Linked DNA regions of Homo sapiens: region 1 is linked to region 2. The links are chromatin loops, found by intact Hi-C in ENCODE. Cell type or tissue: PC-3. All regions are shown on one strand. Links, peaks and the distances in the headings refer to the core of each region. The heading gives the core; the rest is flanking DNA. Region 1 overlaps HECW2 (HECT, C2 and WW domain containing E3 ubiquitin protein ligase 2). Region 2 overlaps HECW2 (HECT, C2 and WW domain containing E3 ubiquitin protein ligase 2).

The links. Hi-C counts contacts between places; a loop is a spot of excess contacts. Peaks named below come from ENCODE experiments on the same cell type or tissue, not always from the same donor. Only the 100,000 strongest peaks of a DNase experiment are listed, where the experiment ranks them.
Region 1: a loop joins it to region 2, with 4 times the contacts of the local background. A loop is called at or near these places in 4 of 110 quality-filtered maps.

The regions. Positions count from the first base shown.
Region 1 is chr2:196,230,214-196,235,595 of GRCh38, reverse strand. All of the region lies in intron 21 of HECW2 (HECT, C2 and WW domain containing E3 ubiquitin protein ligase 2), which reads left to right. Among named protein-coding and RNA genes, the nearest start is that of HECW2-AS1, 27 kb to the left of the region's middle. In PC-3, for the core only: no CTCF peak of the experiment used is centred there; a DNase peak (open chromatin) is centred at 2,425; H3K4me3 peaks cover 451 bases; H3K27ac peaks cover 1,633 bases.
Region 2 is chr2:196,334,854-196,340,235 of GRCh38, reverse strand. The region is part of intron 3 of HECW2 (HECT, C2 and WW domain containing E3 ubiquitin protein ligase 2); the gene reads left to right. Among named protein-coding and RNA genes, the nearest start is that of HECW2-AS1, 78 kb to the right of the region's middle. In PC-3, for the core only: a CTCF peak has its summit at 2,722 (motif pointing right); DNase peaks (open chromatin) are centred at 2,715 and 4,805; H3K27ac peaks cover 1,492 bases.

The sequences.
Region 1 (5,382 bases), core at 72-5,071, 100 kb after region 2:
CAGCTCCACTTTCTTTATTTGCATACATCTGAAACATGATATATAAATTGTTCCTAAAATAGAATAGTTGAGTCAAGAGAAATGATGGGAAAATTTATAGTCAGAAATTTACAGGATGGCTGCAAATTCCATGCAAGGTAGAATTAGCCCCACAATACTAGAGATGTATGTATTCAATTTAGAAATACAAAAATAAGGCCAGGCGTGGTGGCTCACACCTGTAATCCCAGCACTTTGGGAGGCTGAGGCAGGCAGATCACGAGGTCAGGAGATTGAGACCATCCTGGCTAACTCATGGTGAAACCCCGTCTCTAATAAAAATACAAAAAAATTAGCTGGGCATGGTGGTGAGTGCCTGTACTCCCAGCTTCTAGGGTGGCTGAGGCAGGAGAATTGCTTGAACCTGGGAGGCAGAGCTTGCAGTGAGCTGAGATCACACCACTGCACTCCAGCCTGGGCGACAGAGCGAGACTGGGTCTAAAAACAAAAAAAAAATACAAAAATAATCCTAGAGTCTATAAATACAAATACTTTAGTTGATTAGTTCATCACCAACTAAGATCACATTTTATATTATGCTTTGGCTTTTTACAAAAAGTAGGTAGTTTCTAAGCCCTATCTTGTAACTAGTGATTTAATTTGGTTAGAGCTGGAGGTTTTGCTTTAGTCATGAAAATTTCCACACAACTTAATCTGGTTATCTGCCTTTGCAAAGTTGTGGGGAAGGGAGATCGGCAGTGGTGGAGTGGCTGAAAACTGAGTCATCTTGACTGAATGTGGCGTGAAATTGCACGCAGGGGTTGCCTATTTCTGCTGGGCATCAGTCTACTAAGAAGTTGCTTCTCTAGGGTTGAGGTCAATGAAATACTACATATTCTCCAGTGAATTATTCTACGTATTTTCCAGCTCTATTATTATACTGCACATTCTCCAGTGTATTATTTTCTTTTGAATTAAAAGTCCTAGCAACTAAAGTTATATGATTTAAAAAGTTACCTAGATGCTAGGCATGGTGGCTCATACCTATAATCCCAGCACTTTGGGAGGCCAAGGTGGGAGTATTGCTTCAGGCGAGGAGTTCCAAACTAGATTGGGCAACATAGTGAGACCCCATTTCTATAAAAAATAAATAAATAAATAATTAGCTGGTTGTGATGGCTTGTGTCTGTAGTCCTAGATACTTGGGAGGCTGAGGCAGGAGGATCGCTTGAGTCCAGGAGCTCAAGGTTACAGTGAGCTACGATTGTGCCACTGTACTCCAGCCTGGGTGACAGAGCAAAACCCTGTCACCCTGTCTCTTTAAAAAAAAAAAAAAACTGGATTAGACTGTTGTGTTCTGATAAGGCGTGGGGCCACTAATTTCTTAATACCCAAAACATTAAAGAAATAGTGGCCTGCGTAAAGAGAGGAGGTTTACACTGTGATTGCCCTGCCTCTTTTTCTCCATGGCCAACCCTGTAAAAGGCACCTTTCTTAAGAAAGAATGAGTTTATTATGTGTGAGGTGCCATCAATATGACATCAATCATGTCTTGCAGAGCCACACTTTGACTGGGGTGGAGATGTGTACAAGCAGTTTTAGTTTGGGAGTTTAAGAACTTCCTGTAATATCTTCCTTTTGAGCTTTCTGTAACTCCCCTGAGACAGGCAAATGAAAGCAACTAGGGAGGATGAGATCTGAAGGAGTTTTCTTCAGTCTCTGCTTATAAAGTAACCAACCAGTTCTTACATATGACTGGTCAGATCCTCACTAGAAGCTGTTTGAGGCCCTGAGCTTGGTCATTAATTTCTCAGAAATCTGTGAAGCTTCAAGGTACACTTTATGGTGTTCCCTTTTTTTCTTCCAAAAAGAGACATTCACAGGATAACCTAAATTACCCAAACCTTTCTAAAGAAGGATGCTTCTGTATCTAGGCTTTGGTTTGGTAGCACCTGGTAAGACTTTGTTTATCATATCAAAATACCTTACTCACCTACCAGGCTTTCTTAATTGGCTCAAGAACTAACACCTTGCTGCTATAAATATCTGAGGGTGAATCAGAAGGTGTGTAGGCCATGTGTGCCTGAACCAACTTGTAGGAAATGGTGTGACTTCCCAAGGCCATCATCTTCTTTCATTTTATAGTCTGCTTTCATTAGAATACTTAGTTTTCAGTAATTCTTAGTTGAAAATAAAGAATGGGAGAATAAAATTTGTTATTTTAACAAATTTTGGGTGCCACTGACAACTTGGGTGGAGTGCCAACCCAGCCATGTGATGATATTTAAAATGCTCTATCAGCACTTGGGGCTCCAGACTACATGGCCACCCTGGAGACATCTGTGCTTATTCGGAAATGCCCTCAGATGCAGCTGTTGTGCGGCTACACACCCGTCGTCCAGAGTTTTTATATTTCCGTGCCAAGCCTTTAGCTGTGGAACCAACCTAACTGGCAAAACAGGAATGTAACAGACAATCCCTGTGATATGAGTCATATTAACTATTTATATGAAAGAAGTTGCTAAGACATTACAGGAAGCAAAGGCATGATGTACCCTGCTGTGACATGTTTTACTGAGTTAGCTAGGCTTATTTATAAATTGTAATCTACAACCTGCTCTCAGATAGGCAGTTCTAAGCTTTGGATTATAATCAAATCAAAGTTTAAGACTATTTTGGCTTTAGAGGTGACTCCATCAGTGCTTCTAGAGTTAAAAGTCAGCAGATAAAAACTTGACCAGTTGAAGACACATTTTCTCCTAGAGGAACTAACTGTTAGCTCTGTTTTTGCTTGGGAAAACAAGACTTTTCATTTTCAGTTTAATTCCTCAGGGAACATTCATCTCATCTTCAGCCAGATTCAGCTATCATCATAAAAAGGGAACTAATCAGTGAGGTCAGTCTTTGTTGTTTTAGCAAACTTTACCACCTGAGAAGATATTACATGTTAAACTTTCTAAGCATAATTTACTTGATGATTTCTGACAATGTTTTCAAATTGAGCAACCTTTCAGGGATTGGTATAACCTGTTCATGTCATTGAATCAATATACCACTCAAAGGCAAATGTGCAAATCTGCTAGATACCAAATAACAATGTAAGCAATGTTGATTTTTCTTTAGAAAGCATCAAAGAGCTCCACTCATTGATTCAACAATATATATTGAGCCCCCACTGTGTATCAGGCTAGGTACAGATATAAAAATGAGTAAAACATGGTCCCTGCCCCAGTGTAGTTACAGACTAGTATGTATGTATAGGGGAGGCAGGCACATAGACAGATAATTGTAATGCACTCTATAAGTGCAGTATTATTAAAATACTCAGAGGTAAAGCTTAAAGAAACCCTGATACTTCTAACTGAATGCCACAGTTTAATTTTAAGCAGGCAAAATCCCATTTTACTTTTACCAGTTGTCTGTAAGAAAACTGACTCCTGAAGTATTTGCCTCATGTTTCAGCTGTCTCCGACCTTATCCATTGTATGCTCTATTGTGTCTGAAAGCCTCACAGAGAATGACCATGGCTGACGGGTGCTCACTCTGTGCCTCACACTTAGTATTCTACCCACTCCTTGAGGTTGCGTACACCCTAGGATATTGTAAGCTAGATTTTTTTTTTATTTGATACAAAGTCTCTCTCACTGTCACCCAGGCTGGAGTGCAGTGGCGCGATCTCTGCTCACTGCAAGCTCTGCCTCCTGGGTTCACGCCATTCTCCTGCCTCAGCCTCCCAAGTAGCTGGGACTACAGGCGCCCACCACCACATTCTGCTAATTTTTTGTATTTTTAGTAGAGACGGGGTTTCACCATGTTAGCCAGGATGGTCTCGATGGTCCTGACCTTGTGATCCGTCTGCCTCAGCCTCCCAAAGTGATGGGATTACAGGCGTGAGCCACTGCCCCCGCCCATAAGCTAGATATTTTAACAAGTAGTATTTTCCTCCTATTTTCTTTCTTTTGTAACAGAGGTTAGCAAAATTTTCCTGTAAAGGGCTAGGTGGTAAATATTTGGGATTTCACCAGTCAAACCTCTATGGCACCTACTCAACTCTGCCCTTGTAGCAGGAAAGCGGACAACATCAATACATAAATGGGCACAGCTGTGTTCCAGTAACACTTTATTTACAAACCAGAGGGTGGGGCAGATTGGACCTGCAGGTTTGCCAACCGCTACTCTATTAGCAGTATTTTTTTAGTCTTGATGAACATTTAAAATTGGCTGAAGGGTAGGCTGTAAGAAGTAACAAGCATTAAACTTGGGGTCAGGGCACCTGCCTGAAGACCCCAAGGCCTGCTGGTTCTTCCATTTGCAGTTTTCATGTGATACAAGTCAGTGATCTCTTTCGGCCTTAGTCGTCTCTATAAAATGATGGCATTGGACAAAATGACTTCTAAGATGACTTTGACCACGGGCATGCTCTGTTTCTAAAAGACACAGGGGACTAAGTCTCAAAAAGTGAAATTTTAATCGGGAAAAGTATGGTCTAGTGTTAAGGCCTTTTTTTTTTTTTTTTTTTTTTTTGAGACGGAGTCCTGCTCTGTCGCCAGGCTGGAGTGCAGAGGCGCCATCTGCAACCTCTGACTCCCTGGTTCAAGTGATTCTCCTGCCTCAGCCTCTCGAGTAGCTGGGATTACAGGCATGCGCCACCACACCCAGCTAATTTTTTGTATTTTTAGTAGAGACGGGGTTTCACCATGTTGGCCAGGATGGTCTCAATCTCCTGACCTCGTGATCCGCCTGCCTCAGCTTCCCAAAGTGCTGGGATTACAGGCGTGAGCCATGGCACCCAGCCATATTAAGGCTTTTAAAAGATGCAGCTACATGCAGACAGGATGGGGGAGTCCTGGGTTAAAGCAGTTTAGATGAAAGGTTTCGGGCTTTAGCTGATGACTAGCACTTTGTAAGTCAACAAAGTAAAGTGGTTGCTCCAAAGGCAGGATAAGTTTAACCTGCATCGCCGGAGAAAAGTGTCGAGGAGTTTCTAAGCTCTGTGCTGAGAAGACCTCACCTGGAGTGTTACGATCAAGTCTTTAATGCCACCAGGGTAGAGAAGGAATTCTCACCCCTGCCCTGAGAGAAGGTTGAAGGAAGTGGCCATGCTCAGGAGTGGGAAAGGGAGAGAAGGAGGCTGGGACCAGGAGATGGAAACTGCTAAACCTAAAGTTCCAATGGAAAATGACTTTGAAAACGTTTTATATCTTCAGGATCTAGATTAGCACCCCATATGTAATCAGCACACAGACTTTTGTTGAAAGAAAGCTTCTGAGTATGTAAAGAATGTTCAAGTGGAAGAAATATTCTATTTGTTCCTGGCGGCGTCACAGGCCAGAAGTAGGTCAGCGGGAGGAAGCCGCAAAGGCTGCCTTCGTCACAGCATAAGGAGGGACAGGTAGTCTGTGC
Region 2 (5,382 bases), core at 102-5,101:
AGCTGATTGCATGGAACTTTTTTTTAAAATTGTGAAGAGATTAGACAGTTTCTAAAATATTTTCCACCTCCAATCCTGAAAATGCAAAGTATTTAAAAATGTTTGTTTTTATCTGCAGAAAGGAAATTTGTTTATCTTTAACTCACCAGAAGTCCAAACAAAGGTTTAAAAATCTCTGAAAATTGATCTATTAAAGTTCCAGGGAAAACCTGGATTTGAGCACTACGTAGGCTATTTGTGAATTTAAGATGGCTTTAGTTTGTCTGGATAAATCCCCAGAGGAGGCAGGTAGTCCAAATTTATTTCATTATAGGGCTTACCTGAATGGATTTGAAGGACAAAACCAAGTATAAATGTGGGTAGATGAGCCTCAGGGCATTCAAGAGGAGGGCCAGCTTCATCTACACTTACTTGTCATAAGACAGTCAAGTATTCAAGAGAGCTCAGGCTCACAGAACCTGAATGGGTCATTTGTGCAGTATGCATTTGTGAGTTTTAAAATTTAAGAGGTTTCAAAAGTACTGGCAGGCCAGAATGTCTGTTTCATTCTATACAGTCTTTTATGGGTTGTGGTCATTCATTTATTCATATTTGCTTTCTGTTCTTCCTTCCCTCCTTCCATCCATCTGTCCATCTATCTCCTCATCTATCCTGAAATATTCATTGAGTGCTACCTTTGTGCTGGGTCTTATTCTAGGTGCTCACTAAATCTTGTATCAATGAGTGAGCTTAGAGTACTAAACTTCATCCTACATTGCTATGTACTGAATTGATATGTGATCATTGAGGAATATGACAAAACACTGATATTTGTATAAATTACATAGCGATTTCACATACTTACCCATCCCAGCCCTGGGAAATGTATATAGGATTAGGAAACAGTATGCAAGTGACAACTGTGAGTGAGAGTCTTTTCTCTGAGTGGTGCTCAGGTTGGTACCTTGCCAGAATAGATGTGTCATGGGTGCCTTTTTATTTGGTGTAGATGGGGTGGCCTCGGTCTCTTATTTTTACTATCAGAGCCTTTTCTGTAACTTTCACCATTCCTAAGTCCCCTCCCACCAATATCAGAAAGGTCTTTTTGCCCCTTGGATGGAGATTTAATGCTTTTCATCCCCCATCTTCACACTTTATATTTTAGGCCCAGTTAGTTCTCTAGTCCTATTAGGTTTCTGCCACATCTGCATGGATATTGTCCCTTTTGTTTTTCTGAGTTTTAGCAGAGGAAAGCCTGGCCATTTCAGGCTCCACTGGCCCTTGTTAAAGAGAAGACAACTTCCAGTGACATGTAACTGACAAGTGAGCATGTCACTGGCATGTGGGTAAATTTCCTCAAAAGCATGAAGAGTAAAGCTGTGAATAAGAATCATAATATTAATAGTTTAATGAAAACACATAGGACAATGGTGAAAGTCATGTTCTAGAATAAATTACGATTAGCTTGATTCTTTAAGATTATTCTACCTTTTAAGTAAAATAGATATGATTAAAGGAAGAAGGACATTTTTATTCCATCCATCTTTATGCTTCAAATATTCAACTTCTAGAAACTTGGGGAAAATCCAGACTCTCTAAATAGGAACAGGCTGTTAACTACTGCCTGAGTGAATCGTGTAGCTATTTAAGATGATGGATGAGATCCTAGTCTGAGGCAAAACCATTTCTTGCAGGGAGTGGCTTGTAGAACCTTTTTGCAGAGAGGGCTTGAAATATAATCTTATATAAATGCCTAGGGTTAATACAGCTGAGTTGTGATTGCTTTTCTAAAAAATAATTTTGAATAGGTAATATACGAAAGAGTATAATGTTTAAAAAGTATAAAAATTGAAAGTAAACGTCTCCCCAGCTTCATGTCCAATTGCCAGTTTTCCCACCCTGAAGGCAACCACTACAACCAGTGTCAAGTTATCTATCTGGAAATATTTTATTCATATACAAACCCAGAAATGTATTCTTCTTTTAAACAGGTGGTAGAATGGTTGATTTTAAATGCAGTGTCAGAATTTCACAGTTACAGAAACCCCTTTACTCGAGAACAGGTTTAAGTTCCTAAACACTGTTCAAAGCCCCTCCGCCTCCCCAACTTGCCCTGGAATATGCCCAAAGTGACGTCTCACAAATGACCACCCTCCAACCCATGGTAGAGGGGAGCAGGCATGCTGCTACCCTGAGGGACATCTTCATTTGTATTTATGAAAATTAGTAAGTCAAAAATTTGAAAATAATGGGGCTTTTCTGTTTAAAGAATATTCAAATACAGAGTGCTAAATCTGTATTTTAGCAATGCTATAAGCAAATGTATCCTGAAGATTATCAAAAGGGGCCCTTATATTGCCATGATCTATGACTGGCTTCAGCTGTCCAGAAGGGACCTCAGAGAGCAGATGCCGCTCATCCTCTGTTCTCTTCCTCCTGAGGCTAGACCTGGCTCAGCCGATATCAGGTCCTTACAGGTTCGTACAGGATGCCTTTCCCTTTTCCTAGCTCACTGCCCTCTGAGGCAACATGCTTTCGATTAGTGAATTCAAAATACTCTTTTTATAGCCCAAAAGAATGGAGGTAGATAGATATATAACATATATTATATATTTGGATACATATAAGTATATGCAAATATTAAAATGTTTCTATACAAATATATATTTTATATATATATATTTTTTTATTTTTTTCCCATAATTTGAGGCCAGCAGGGGGAGATGTTGCCTGCCACATCAGGCTGTGGGAAAAAGCAGCTAGGATAGATGGACTCATTCATTGCTCTTTGGTCCATGTCCTCCATCTCTCCTGCTTATGAACAGGAGGGCTGGGCTCTGTGGATCACTGGGGTCCTCCCTAATCAGTCATCGTGCCTGTGCTTACTTCCACCTGCCTTTGTATATATTTCTCAGAAATAGCTTTTTACAAAAAAAAAAAATGCTCCTCTTGCAGTCAGAGGTTACACATTGTAGGTGCAACAGAAGCCTGTGCCCCTGGGCACCAACTTCCCTTTTCCATCCTTCTGAGCATTCTTCCGTTACCTCTTCCAATAACCAAAATATTCAAATATATTAATCAAAATGCTGCTCTCCCCCTTTGTCAGAGGGGATGTTGCTTAGTTACACCATTTTAAAAAATCTTGTATGATGTTCTAAAACATTAAATAACATTTAAAGATGAAAACTCCCACTCAGAGTGGAACATTCTGATATTTTTAGGGGCAGGAATCTTCACTGATGTCCTGCTGAAGGATCCAGCTAGTTTTCATCCCTACGCAAACCACTCCTCATTCTGTCCAGGACTGTTTTCCTCTCTAGTGACCAGCGTGTGTGGTTTTGTAATGGGTGATCTGTGGAAATCCCCTCAGCTTTTTGTTCCTGCGACACACAGCTCTGTAGCACTGGTGGGGGTGGGGGGATTGGATCATGCCCACAAAATCTACTTTTGTGCAATTCGAGATACATTGATCTTAGTTTCAGGGATTCTACTTTGTCATCTGGGTTGGAGATTTTTGTTATAGCAAGGAATAAAGTAACACCCAAAATGGGTCAGCTAGCAAAGTTGGCATGATTATCATCATCCTCCAAAAAAAATAAGCAGTCACATTTTTTTTATCTCATTGTCTGTTACCTAGTCGACTATTAAAACCTTAGGAAAAGAAGATGGCATCCTAACTTGAGACAGAGTTAGGGGAAGATATCTTATAAAAATGCACTTCTCTCTGTGGAAAAATGGCCTGCTCACTCGCTAACCATTGATTTGATCTATGAGGTGCTGCCTGTAGACAGAGCCACGGATGTTTGCTTCCCCAGCATGAAGAGTGTGATACCAATGAGCTCATGTCCAGAGAATTCAATCCCCATGCATGTTACCACACTTTATTCTGCTCGGACCGTCCTCGTGCACACTACTTAGCTTTGTTCTTGCAGACTACATGCTATTCGTCTTGGAAAAAAGCAAGTGGGAGAGTAAAGTTTGCTCAGGTCTGTCCAGCTACTACTATTTCAGAAATAACCAGTAATCTGTGTTTGTGTTCAGGAAAGTCATTTGCAGAAGAGTTCTCAGGGAGGCAAAGTAATAGTAAAGCTAGAATTCCTGCGTAGGTCATCTCGCCATTCTTCAAACCCAGCATGCTTCATCTGTGCCTCCCTGCTTTTGCCACTCCTTAACTCTCTCTAGCCCCATTTTGCTCATCCATTAGACCTGTTTTTTCCATGACACCTTTCTGACTCCACCATGTCCTCTCTCATCTTCTCTACGCTCTCTATGCTGTTCGACCTGGTGCTCTTCCTTTTTAGTGTGTGTCTTTTGTATTTTGCCATGCCTGTGATTGGCATCTCAGCAGCTACACTACAGAACAGCCACTAGACCAGAAACCTTTCCTTGATTCCCTTGCACTTTCTGGCACATTGCTTCCTGGCCATGTGCTGTGGCAGGTACGTAGTAAAAATCTTCTGGCCAATGATGCTTATTAAATTATGAATTATTGGATAGTGACTCACATAAATAATATAAGGACTCAATATTTTTACCCCATAACAACTTTTGTTTTTTTGAGATTTAGTATTTGTTCATTGGTAGGAAGAGTGTAATGATATAAATTCCTGGAAGAGGATTTTTCTTCAGTTATCATATCTTTCTCTTAAAATAAGGAAACCAAAGACCCTGCAGGAGGCCATTTGGTACAGTCGAGAAAGTCAGTGAAAGATGAACTTCCTTAGGGAAATACATTGAGCAGCCCCACTTTAATAGTCCTGGTGACTCATTTGAGAGAGGAACTCCCTCCCGTAGCCTAGGATTCTCCCTCCAGGGCCTGCCCATCAGCATCCTTGCATATTTAGAACGACACCTTGGGAGAAATGCATCTCGCAGTGACACTTCAGTGACTCAGACGCTTTGTATACAGAGAAATTCCAGTGACTGTAGGTTTATCTTTAACACAGTTTGGTTTCGTGCTTTGGAATTGTAGTTACTTTCCAAAAACCATAATTGGCATTTGTATTACTTTCTATCAAAGTGGAATTATCAGAAAAAAATGTATGAAATGTGTGGATTGCCACAAGCTGTGAGATATAGACATCAGTTGTTTGTAGATTTGATCCCTGTCTACTGGGTGTATTTAAATGACTTGGAAAATTAAAATAATATAAATTTACAGATCCTGTCACTAGAGAATCTACTACAGTATACTTCCATGCTTTGTTAGACTGCTTTTCCTCTATTTCCATTGAGAGCTACAGTCAATGTAGATAGAGGTTATGAGTGAAGGCTTTGGAATCAGACAGCTCAGGTTTGAGTCCTGACTCTCATTTCTTATCTGTCTGACCTGCAGCAAACCTCAACATCTCTTCTGTAATATGGGGAAAGGAATTTCTGCCTCCCAAGGTTCTGTGAGGGTTC